Linked DNA regions of Homo sapiens: regions 1 and 3 are each linked to region 2. Evidence: chromatin contacts called from ENCODE Hi-C or POLR2A ChIA-PET data. All regions are on one chromosome and are shown on one strand. Each heading gives the region's core, a stretch centred on a gene start or an enhancer-like site at or near the end of the contact. The rest is flanking DNA. Distances are from core to core; before and after follow the strand shown. Region 1 has its middle 87 kb from the start of BCAS1-AS1. Region 2 has its middle 45 kb from the start of BCAS1-AS1. Region 3 holds the start of BCAS1-AS1 (BCAS1 antisense RNA 1).

The links. A loop is a pair of places that touch in the nucleus more often than their neighbours do. ChIA-PET counts read pairs that join two places held with the same protein, here RNA polymerase II (POLR2A). Pooled maps may share reads with other maps.
Region 1: a map of OCI-LY7 shows a loop between it and region 2 (6-fold over the local background). The contact joins two enhancer-like sites. A Hi-C loop is called at or near these places in 35 of 168 maps with a recorded cell type or tissue (A673, B cell, CD14-positive monocyte and 26 more), 25 of 37 single-sample maps with no recorded cell type and 33 of 50 pooled maps. POLR2A ChIA-PET finds 5 or more read pairs at or near these places in 27 of 52 experiments (A549, AG04449, AG04450 and 23 more).
Region 3: a map of CD4-positive, alpha-beta T cell shows a loop between it and region 2 (11-fold over the local background). The contact joins the promoter of BCAS1-AS1 here to the enhancer-like site in region 2. A Hi-C loop is called at or near these places in 38 of 168 maps with a recorded cell type or tissue (A673, B cell, CD14-positive monocyte and 27 more), 35 of 37 single-sample maps with no recorded cell type and 38 of 50 pooled maps. POLR2A ChIA-PET finds 5 or more read pairs at or near these places in 30 of 52 experiments (A673, AG04450, CD4-positive, alpha-beta T cell and 21 more).

The regions. Positions count from the first base shown.
Region 1 is chr20:53,826,521-53,830,300 of GRCh38, forward strand. No RefSeq gene overlaps it. Among named protein-coding and RNA genes, the nearest start is that of BCAS1-AS1, 87 kb to the right of the region's middle. RefSeq lists enhancers at 2,204-2,313, 3,580-3,724 and a cis regulatory region at 3,646-3,659. Within about 2 kb of position 2,200, at least 28 of the 41 ENCODE cell types and tissues checked have a DNase peak (open chromatin) inside an H3K27ac peak, as active enhancers do; they include B cell, CD14-positive monocyte, CD4-positive, alpha-beta T cell and 10 more, where a contact is called at or near this core.
Region 2 is chr20:53,868,429-53,872,073 of GRCh38, forward strand. No RefSeq gene overlaps it. Among named protein-coding and RNA genes, the nearest start is that of BCAS1-AS1, 45 kb to the right of the region's middle. Within about 2 kb of position 1,508, at least 27 of the 41 ENCODE cell types and tissues checked have a DNase peak (open chromatin) inside an H3K27ac peak, as active enhancers do; they include B cell, CD14-positive monocyte, CD4-positive, alpha-beta T cell and 11 more, where a contact is called at or near this core.
Region 3 is chr20:53,914,204-53,917,584 of GRCh38, forward strand. BCAS1-AS1 (BCAS1 antisense RNA 1) reads left to right here and starts at 1,286. Exons shown (of 5, transcript NR_199019.1): 1 at 1,286-1,363.

The sequences.
Region 1 (3,780 bases), core at 950-3,449, 41 kb before region 2:
CCAGCCTGGGGCAACATAGTGAGACCTTGTGCCTACTAAAAATAAAAAAAAAAAAATAGCCAGGTGTGGTGGTGCATGCCTGTAGATGAGCTACTTGGAAGGCTGAGGCAGGAGGATTGCTTGAGCCCAAGAGATAGAGCCTGTAGTGTGCTGTGATTATACCACTGCACTCCAGCCTGGGCAACAGAGTGAGACCCTGTCTCAAGAAAAAAAGAAAAGAAAAGAAAAAAAGAGAAACCGGGTAGGAAGACAGGCCCACCACCCAAGTCAATGTGTTTTCTGAGCAAAGCAGAAGGAGATGGATCTACAGATGCGATCTGTACTATGAACAATTTCAGTGGCTGCAACGTTGTGCAGTGCTTTAATTTCTCACAAAATAATTTTGGGAGAGGGTTCATAAAAACTGGGAAATACCTGTGAAAATGTGAGATTAATGTAAGTATCGTAGCAGAACCAGAATAAATGAAAGCTCTCTAGTGTCATGATGAAAACTATTAACTATTACTATTAACTATTAACTAAGACTGTGTCTGATTCATTGCTTGTAACACAATCCTTGAAACTGGGTGATTTATAAGAAACAAAATTTACTCCTTACAGTTCTAGAAGCTGGTTGAGGAGAGTCATCTGGTGAGAGGCTTCTTGCTGATGGGGCCTCTGCAGAGCCGCAAGGCTGCACAGGGCATCACATGATCACATGGCACAAAGGCTGAGCATTCTAGCTCAGGTCTCTCTTCCTCTTCTTATAAAGACACCAGTTCCACTCCCATAACAACCCATTAGCCCATTAATCCATGAAAGAATTAATTCATTCATGAGGACAGAGCCCTTGTGACCTAATCACCTCTTAAAGGTCCAACCCCTCAATACTGCCACATCGGCAATTAAGTTTCAACAAGAGTTTTGGAGGTGACGAACACTCAAACCATAGCAGACTGAAATACCAAGTTTTATTTTGGCTCAATATTGTACTAGGTACATGATCATTCTTAAATTATTTAATCTTTGAAATCATTGGTTTCCTCCAGTATAAAAGATGATAAATGATATCAGGCAACCAATTGCTGATGTATGTGAAACTGTGAAGTACTAGGCAAATGGAATATTATTTAAACATACTCTTCAATTAGTTGAATATGAAAGCTACTTTGGTGACTTCTGATTTTTTAGAATCAGAAAATTTCCTCCCTTCCTTTCTTCTTCCCTCCCTCTTCCCTCCCTCCCTCCTTCCCTCTGTCCCTCCCTCCCTCCTTCTTTCTTCCTCCCCATCCTCCTCCCTCTTTGTCTCTTCTTAATTTTTTCTTTCATCTTCTTTTTGGCTTGTTGGTTAATGTAGAGATATAAGTGTTGTAACAAATAAGTTACTATTATTTTCTAGTATGTTCCAAGAAGCAAAAAAAAAAATATTGCTTGCCTGATTTATTACCAGTTTATTCTGTTCCTGCTGTTAAAAAATTAGGGAAAAAAAAGGGAAAGGAAAGAAAAACATTTCCAGTTCGTTGAGCTAACTGGTGGGTGAGAGGCTGAGAAATGATACCATCCTTGCGAAGGCAGATATTATGTCCCAAGAGCACACGATGTGTATGTTCTCAACCTTCTGGCTCTGTTCCACCTTGGTAATAATCCAACCAGTTAATTCCGTGGGACTTAAGCTTCTGGTCTTTGTCTGAACAAATCAGAAATTGCCAGAAAATGTTAGAACAAATTGTAGATCCCAGTTGTAGTGAAGGGTAGAATATATCCCAGAAACAAAACAAATGACTTAATCCATTGTCAGATGTGGGGGCTCTATGATTCATCCCTTAAAAGAGAATTATGGTAGGGCTTACTTCCCAAGTGAAAGAAAGACAATGTGCTCTTCCATCTAATCCGATTGTAGGAAAATTTCGGAATGTCACCTTTTAGAGTAAACATTGCTTGACTCTTAGATTAGGTCTGTAATTTATGGTGCAGGATCTCCTTTAGAGTTTTCAGTAAAGAATGCTGTATTTGTTCCTTTTCTGTTTGCAAAAATAGGCGTTTGGGTGTGACATCCCTTAGGGTGATCATTATCAGTGGATCATTTTACATATTCTTGTGCCAATTCTAAAATAAGCACATATATTTCTCAACCAGTTGAGTATCTCCTAAATGATGCTTTCTTCTCAGTGGGAAGCTTTGGATACTTATGAAAAAAAAAATCAGAGTTCTTTAAGTTGGAGAGTCCACGCTGATATTCATCACAATTTGCATTTGAATAGTACAAACTACAGGAAACCATGGTTGGGGGGGGAGGTGAAATTTTTATTATGTGCTTGGCGAGGAGTCTCTGAGTGTTTATAGTTTGGGAACGGATACTAGCAGAAGGCTTTCTGTTGTTGTTAGGGACGGCTCACATTCCCTTCCCACCCACTCACTGCCATCTACAGCTCAGCTTTGGAGTCAGAATAGCACTTTTCCTACGTTTAGTAGGACTAAGAAAGATTTTTTTTTCTCCCCTTGGCATATTCCTGCAGCTGGATATTAGGGAAGCAAGGAAGCTGTTGAATAGCTTTCTAGCTAACCACATTCATAGTATTCTTTCTCATCTTCCTTCAGAGTTTCTGTTTAGTTTTGTTCTGTTCTAAGGACCTATTTCCTCTCTAATGAAATTTTCGTAGGACCCTGTTGTTTGAATGTTTGTTTCTGGACCCTTTGAGGTTTCTTTACTGGCATTGTTATTTTGATTGGAGAGCCAATTTGCTATCTGTGAACTTTTGCAGATGCGTGAATCGTGAGTGAGATAGAGAGGTGACATATATTTGAGTGTGTGGTATGGGGGAGAGAAAGAGTCACTTTTTGTGCTCTTCCGGGCACGTCTTCAAACACACCATGCTGTCCCCCACACAGTGAGTAGAATTATCCCAACTGTTTTTAAGTTTTAAAGTGCTAACAAACAGAAAAAACAATGAAAATAATTTTCTCTTCAAGGATCTCTGAGAACTCTGGCCACACCTCATTCTTAAAAGCATAATATGTGAGTGACTAGGACAGAATTCTTTCCCTGGATTCCCTTAGAGAATGTCTCACGAAATAACGTCTCATGGCAATGAATCATCGGCTCAGGATCCGACCAGTAAGCCACTGGCCACATTTCTATTTTTAAGAGTCACTAGGAAAAGTTGGAAATAATTTTAGAAAATAAAGAAAATACTCTTTGGCCTTTCTTTCATTTTCTTTTCATTTGGGGAGTAAGTGGAGAATGGGGGAAGAGATCTCATGTCTTTGATTCATGTAAAGCCAAGTTCTGGAAATATAGCAAACGCAGGAGAACTCTTTCTTAAGTGGTAGGAACAGTCCTAATTCCCACAGTTTAGGTTATCTGGTCTATTTCAAGGTTTTGGTGCGTGAGGTTTGGTGTCAACAGCATGATATGATCTGTGGTATACTTAGGGTTCCCAAATATGAATGTAGAAGCATTGAAATAATTTATTTTATTGGATTTGAATTCACTAAATATAGCCCTTGAGTCATGTATAAAATCTCATTGTTCTAATATGAAACAAATGCTGAGTTTATTGTCAAGCCTAATTAACATGTCATGAACATGGGGCACCTGTAAATGATAGAATCTGAGTTAACAACAGCTCTCTGACTGTGTGCACGGGCTGTTTGGAGGGCTTCTTCATGCTCAAAGTTCAACGGCATTTAGAGTTTCAACAGTTCACTGCTTCAATTTTTGTTTACTTTCGTTTCCCCTGGGCAGAACTCTCTAATCTGGGTTTAACTTTTTATACTATACTTGTGAGAGGTGCTCAAATT
Region 2 (3,645 bases), core at 258-2,757:
ATTATATATTTTATATACAATATATTATATATTTTATATACAATATATTATATATTTTATATACAATATATTATATATTTTATATACAATATATTATATATTTTATATACAATATATTATATATTTTATATACAATATATTATATATTTTATATACAATATATTATATATTTTATATACAATATATTATATATTTTATATACAATATATTATATATTTTATATACAATATATTATATATTTTATATACAATATACTACATATGATATATTATATATAATTTATTATTTATATATAATATATATTATAGAATATATATTATGTAATATATATAATCATAATATATAATATATATAATAATATATTATATATATTATATATCATATATAACGCATATAATATATATTATATAATGCATATAATATATATTATATAAAACATAATATATATAATACATACAACATATAATATATTGTATATATAATACATACAATATATAATGTATTATATATAATATATTTTATATAATATATTATATATTATATATTTTATATAATATATTATATATAATATATTTTATATATAATATATATTTTATATATAAAACTAAAATAAATGTTATATATAATGTATAAATTTATATACAAATATAATTATACATAAATATAAATATCTAGAATATAGCATATATGGTATAGATCATATATATCATACTATATTATAATATATATTATAATATATAGTATTATAGTATGATATATACTATATTTTATATTATATACTATATACTATATGATATGCATCATATATTATATGATATATAGTACATACTATATATGTATCATATATTATATGATATATAATATATATAATATATAACATGTAGGATATACACTATATAATTTTATATATAATATAGTATACATATTATATATAAGTATGCAGCCTAAGCAATATGGCAAAACTCCGTCTCTACAAAAAAATTAGCTGGGGGTGGTGGTATGTGCCTGTGGTCTCAGTTACTCAGGAGTCTGAGGCGGGAGGATCAGCTGAACCTGGGGAGGTCGAGGCTGCAGTGAGCCACGACTGCACTTCAGCCTGGGCAACTGAGTGAGAACTTGTCTCAAAAAAAAAAAAAAAAAAAAAAAGTAAAGTGTCAACGTTGCCAATGTTTCCAAGAAGGGGAGGTGGGGGGTTGGCTTCTGGTTGGGAAATACTACTTGAGAACCATCTGCCCACAGACTCCTGCTTGAGAAAAGAAGAGGTTAGTTAAATGCTCAGCCAGTTATAATGAAAACAACTGGTTACAAAATCGTACTTTTAGTCAGAATTCATAGAGTAGAACTTAAAATAGACAAAAGGAAAGGGAAATAATGCATCAAGGGACCCAGAGATCACAGAATAGCCAGCCCTTCATTTTCAGGTGAGGGCCTCTGTGGGAAGGTGCGTTCCAAGCCACACAGTTGGAAGTTGAGCGAACTGAACCAAGGCTGGGCTTTTGTGTTTGCTGTTTAAACAGTGTGTGGTTTTACTCACCTACCATAGTGCTCCTCCTACTGGTGGGCACCTTAGAGTAGGCTGAAAACAACGTGTCTCACTGTCCTTTTTTGTTTGTCTCTGAGTATTTTTCCTTATGATCTTGAAGTAACATTTACTTAATTTGCAATGAATGAAAACAGGCATGTACAGCAATCGTTTAAAAAGTATATTTTATGAGGTTTTGTAAGGATAATAGATTAAAAATTATTGTAGTGACTGTAAATAAATATGGCTATAAAAAGTTAAATTCTTTTTGGCATATAAGATACATCTTTGCTCCTTTAGTAGGTGTAGTTTACATCAACTATTTTGTTATATATCTAAAAAAGAGAAGCCATGCCCAGAACCAAGTATTCCAAGTCCTATAATCATAAAGGTAATACTAGTAATGAGTGTTTCATGTTTACTTTTTAAAAAATAAGTTTTGAATTATGAGCTGTCCTGAGCAATAGCACAGGTGGACAGAATAGCATCACAAACAGTCCTGAGCTCAGCACTCTGCTTGACTGGTTTTGAGCTCTCCTGTTTCAGGGTCTTTTCAGGTCCTTCTGGCCAGGAACCGTCTTTCCTTTGCAGGGCTCACACCTTCCTTCCTTCATGCAAGCCTCTGCTGAGATGTTATCTCTTCGGACAGGTCTCCTGACTGCTCTATTTGTAGTGAATGCAACTCCTAAATGTATTCTGTATCATAAACAAAAAGCACCCTCCATCTCCCCTGGTCACTCTTCATAGCACTTATTATATATTTGTTTGACTTATTTATTGTCTAGCTTATCCAACTAGAATCCAGGCTGTGACTCGCTGAGGGCTTTGTTTTGTCTACCAATACCCAGAAGGATGCCTGTTATACTGCAGGCACTGAGTAAATATCTATTGAATAAAAGTATTATTGCCTGGGCAAACTTTGTAGGCAAGAGCAGGCTAGTAACAGTTTGGTGTAGGTTGATGAATTCTTACACTCTGGTAAATGACCTTTGTCTTTTTAAGTATAATAATATTATGTTTAATGTTTAAATGGCTTAACACGACAAATTATATTTCCAAGAGTTAATCATTTATCCATCTTAAATAACAGGTCTTGTTTTCAGTAGAGAAAAGTTTAAGAAGAAATATAAAAAATGGCCTTTCAGCCTACTGATCAGAGAAGCCCTAGTGACACTTAAACAAGCAAACAAACAAATAAAAACACGAGTTTAGGCTGCGGCTGCTCATGCCTGTAATCCCAGCACTTTGGGAGGCTGAGGCAGGCAGATCACCAGCCTGGCCAACATGGTGAAACTCCGTCTCTACTAAAAATACAAAAATTTGCCAGACGTGGTGGCACATGCCTGTAATCCCAGCTATTCCGGAGGCTGAGGCAGGAGAATTGATTGAACCTGGGAGGCGGAGGTTGCAGTGAGCCAAGACTGGGTCACCGCACTCCAGCCTGGGTGATTGAGCGAGACTCTGTCTCAAAAAAAAAAAAAAAGTTTAGAGTTAGAAACTTAAAATTTTATGGAAAGGTACAGAATAAAAAGTGGCAGATGTTCCCCTGTGTACTTTCTTGTTCCTTTCATAAAAATAAAACTCCTGTAACTAATTTCTCATGGATTGTTCCAGAAAAAATTTTCTATGCCTATAGGCATAACTTTATCAACAAAATACACATTCTCTTAAATTGCTTTAAAGATACACACACATGCACGTGCACTTCCCAGAAGTTTCTGTAACAACCCTTGCACAATTTATACTTAGATATTTATTTGCACAACCATATTGTGAATATCACCTCCACCTGTCTGCCTGTCCCCTGTTCCCTCCCTAGTGCCTGGCACGCAGCAGGTAATGACCTATTCATTGAGTGAATAACTAAACTAGTACATCCTCGTTTAACAGAAGGCACTATGCTTTTATTAATGCACCCTGACAAACAGAATTCTTATACCACTAGTTAAGTTCTTCAAGATTCATACTCAATGAATATTGATGGTTTTTTTAAAAATTGATTTTGTTCTAGGTGCTTTCACATGAATGGGATCCTCAGGCTAATCTCCTGAAGTGGTTATTTTAATTCCTGTTCTTCAGATGAGAAAATGGAGACTCACAGAGTTAAAGCCAAATTATATAAT
Region 3 (3,381 bases), core at 36-2,535, 46 kb after region 2:
ATCTATCTGTTATCTCTCTGGTTATCTGGTCTCCAGTGCCCACCTCCTCCTCCCAGTCTTTTCTCTCACCCTGACTCTGAACTTCTCCAGGCCTGGTGTTATGTTTTCTGTAGCGTGACCTTATAACTAACCATCCCATCGAAGACGCTTGGGGGAGTGAAAGGAGGGGCTATTAATACTTCTGCAAAAACTGGCGCTGCCCTGAGCACACTGGGATGCCTGGTGGTGGTGGTGGTTAGGTGTAGATTTCTCCCCATTCCTTAGTGCCTCACAAGGGTGCTGTAAAACGTTTGTCGAGTGTGTTTTATCAACAGTCTCAGAAGGGGTGGTAAAAAAAAATACTCGTTTGTTTCATACAGAGAGAAATTGCATTACAAAGTGATGACTTACAAAATCACCGAAAGGAAATCAATGGTGAGGTGGAGCCAAACCTCTGCTGTAGAATTTCTGGATTCAGATAACACAGAGCTCTCTCCATCAAGCATTTGTGTGCAGAAGCTAAGCTCCAGGCCCAGGGAGAGAGCTTGAAGCAAAGACATAATAAAACAGTAACAGCTGCTACCGAAGCTGTGTCATGCAACTTTGCTTAGCCCTTTACTGTATGGTCTCATTTATTCCTTAAGGAAGGTGAGATTATAATAGAAAAGGAAAATGAATGTGCCGCAGTCACACAAATCACTCACTACTACACTGCCACCAGAGCCCAACAGAGTAGCCACAATTGTTTTCTTCCTAAAAGGTGCAATGGAGTAATACTGCACAATTTCCATTTAGATGTCCCTTCAACACGTTTCCTGGGAATCTTAGAGCAGTTAACACCCATTTAGAAAGGAGCTTTTTCATTTCGTAAATATGTTCAGTGCACCAAAACAGGCAAACAAGATAACCCGAACTCTTAACTTGCCTCAGCACCTCACCCCTTAAGATACATAGAAACAAATCAGAAATTATGCTCAATAAGGAATTTGCAAGGCTGAGGAGGGGGAGCTGGAGTCAAATCAGCTGGGTCTTCCGCCCCCTTCAGTAGGAGGGGGAAGATTACTGCAGAGAATGTAACAAGGAGAATAAGAGAGAGGGAGGGAGGGGGAAGAGAGAGAGAGAGGGAGGGGGGTGGAGAAAGAGAGAGACAGAGAAGGAAAGGAAGAAAGAAAAAGAGAGAGAATAACTGTTGGTAACGGACAGCCCAAGAAAATTGTAGAAAAGTCCATCTCTGGTACCTACCTGGTGCCACCTTCCCCCCACCCCCGCGTTGTTTATTTATTTATTTATTTTTTCTAGCCACCACCATTTTGTTGCCTGGCAGAGGTGTGAGATGCAAGGCTGTTTACAAAGCCCCCAGCAAGAGCAATCCCATCATCAGGAGGTTTGCTTCCCCCCCGGGCCAGCCCTCTCGCTCTCCATGCCCGTCTTGGCTGCATGCGTTGTACCTAACACATTTAACCCGCGTTTCTTAAGAGTTCTGCAAAATGGTGTCTGCTGGTGTTTGCAAGGGAAGCTCCCGCTGGGCGTCCCGAGCTGGGTGGGAGCTGAGTGTGCGGTTCCCTAACGAGCTGGCGGCCGGCCTGAGCGGCTCTGATCTCCAATTCTGACGGCTTGTCCTTCAGGTGACCTATATTATCTGGCACCTCAGTTGCTGCTCACAAAGAAAAAGTATCACTGGAAGAAAGAAAAAAAAAATCCCAAGTGATTGTGTACATGCTCTTTATTGAGAATATTAAACTCAGACGCCCTCTGCTGGGCAAGACGGGAAGGGGAGGCTGGGAGTAGGGGAGGGTGGCCGGGAGGGCTCAGGAGAAGCCGGGGACGGCCTCCTTCCTGTGAGATCTGTGGGCATGATTCAGGGCAAAGGGCGCCCATCAGAGCTGCTTTAGGCAAAGGGAAATACAAAACAAAAGTGAAACCGCTGACAAGGAAATCATTTAATTGGGGAGAAATGACAACTTCTTCACTTGGATTTTTTTTTTTCCTGTTCCTAAAATTGTTGCTTTTGATAGGTGAGAGGGAATGGGGTGGGGGAGACTGCTGGACACTGCCAACTTATTCATCAAGACAAAGGGTTTGGGTTTCAGGGAAGTCCTAGCAAAGAGTGTGGCTCAGCGGGTAGAAGGGTAGCTGAAATACCAGGACATTTTTGAGAGTGAAACAGAGTGCTATGGATGATGATGCGGACACAGCAGGTATAGTCCAGAGTGTCCCAGGCAAATCTGACTACCTAGTCCAGCACTGCACAGAGAGCTTTCTAGGATGATATGAATGTTTTGCATCTGTCCTGTCCTATCTATCTATCTATTTATTTATTTATTTTTGAGACAGAGCCTTTCTCTGTTGCCCAGGCTGGAGTGCAGTGGCACGATCTCGGCTCACGGCAACCTCCAACTCTTAAGTTCAAGCGATTCTCGTACCCCAACCTCCCGAGTAGCTGGGATTACAGGCACCCGCCACCATGGCTGGCTAATTTTTGTATTTTTAGTAGAGACAGGGTTTCGCCGTGTTGGCCAGGATGGTCTCAAACTCCTGACCTCAGGTGATCCACCTGCCTCAGCCTCCCAAAGTGCCGGGATTACAGGCGCGAGCCACTGCGCCCGGACTGTCCTGTCCTATATGGTAACCACCACCCACATGTGGCTACTGGGCTCTTGAAATGCAGCTACGCAACTGTGAGGGGATGAATTCTTAACTTCATTTAATTTTTGTTATTCTGAATTTACATTTAAATAGTCACGTATGTCTAGTGGCTATCAGACGGTAGAGCTCTGGTCTTACTATTCACAGGAACACACCGTGACCCCCATTGACAGCAGCTAAGACCCCAGGAACAGGCTTGTTGCGAGAGGCCCTCCAAACAATTTATTGAATGAATAAAAACTCAGTAATCAAAAGTCACAGAGATAGAAATTCACAACACTTCTTGGAGACTTATAGGAGCTTCCAGAAACACAACTTCTCCCAGGGAGAGTCAAGAGAGCAGTGTCATTTCCTATAAAATGTCCAAGGCCAATCCCAGGTCCCGGTGTCAGCCCTTGCGTGTGGCACTGGCACCAGCAGCCAGAAAGGTTACTTGTGACTTGTTTTCAGTGCTTTCCTGGGAGTGTCCTGAAAGCTGGCAGTGTTTCTGCCTCGTCAGAAGAGGCCTCATTCATTTGGGGTTGTACCAGCAACTTAAAAAGTTTTTTTTTTTCTTCCCTCTTCCAGTGTTAATAGATTTTGAAAGAGGCATTTTTGTTTCTAATTACAAATTCCTGGGTGATGTCATTAAGCCCTCAAACACCCGGTGAGGGCGGCACTGAATGGGGAAAGACAATATGCTAACAAGTTATCTGAGGGTGTCAGAAAGAAATGATGAAAAACAGTACAGTTGGGGGAAATGTTTTCCAGCCTGCT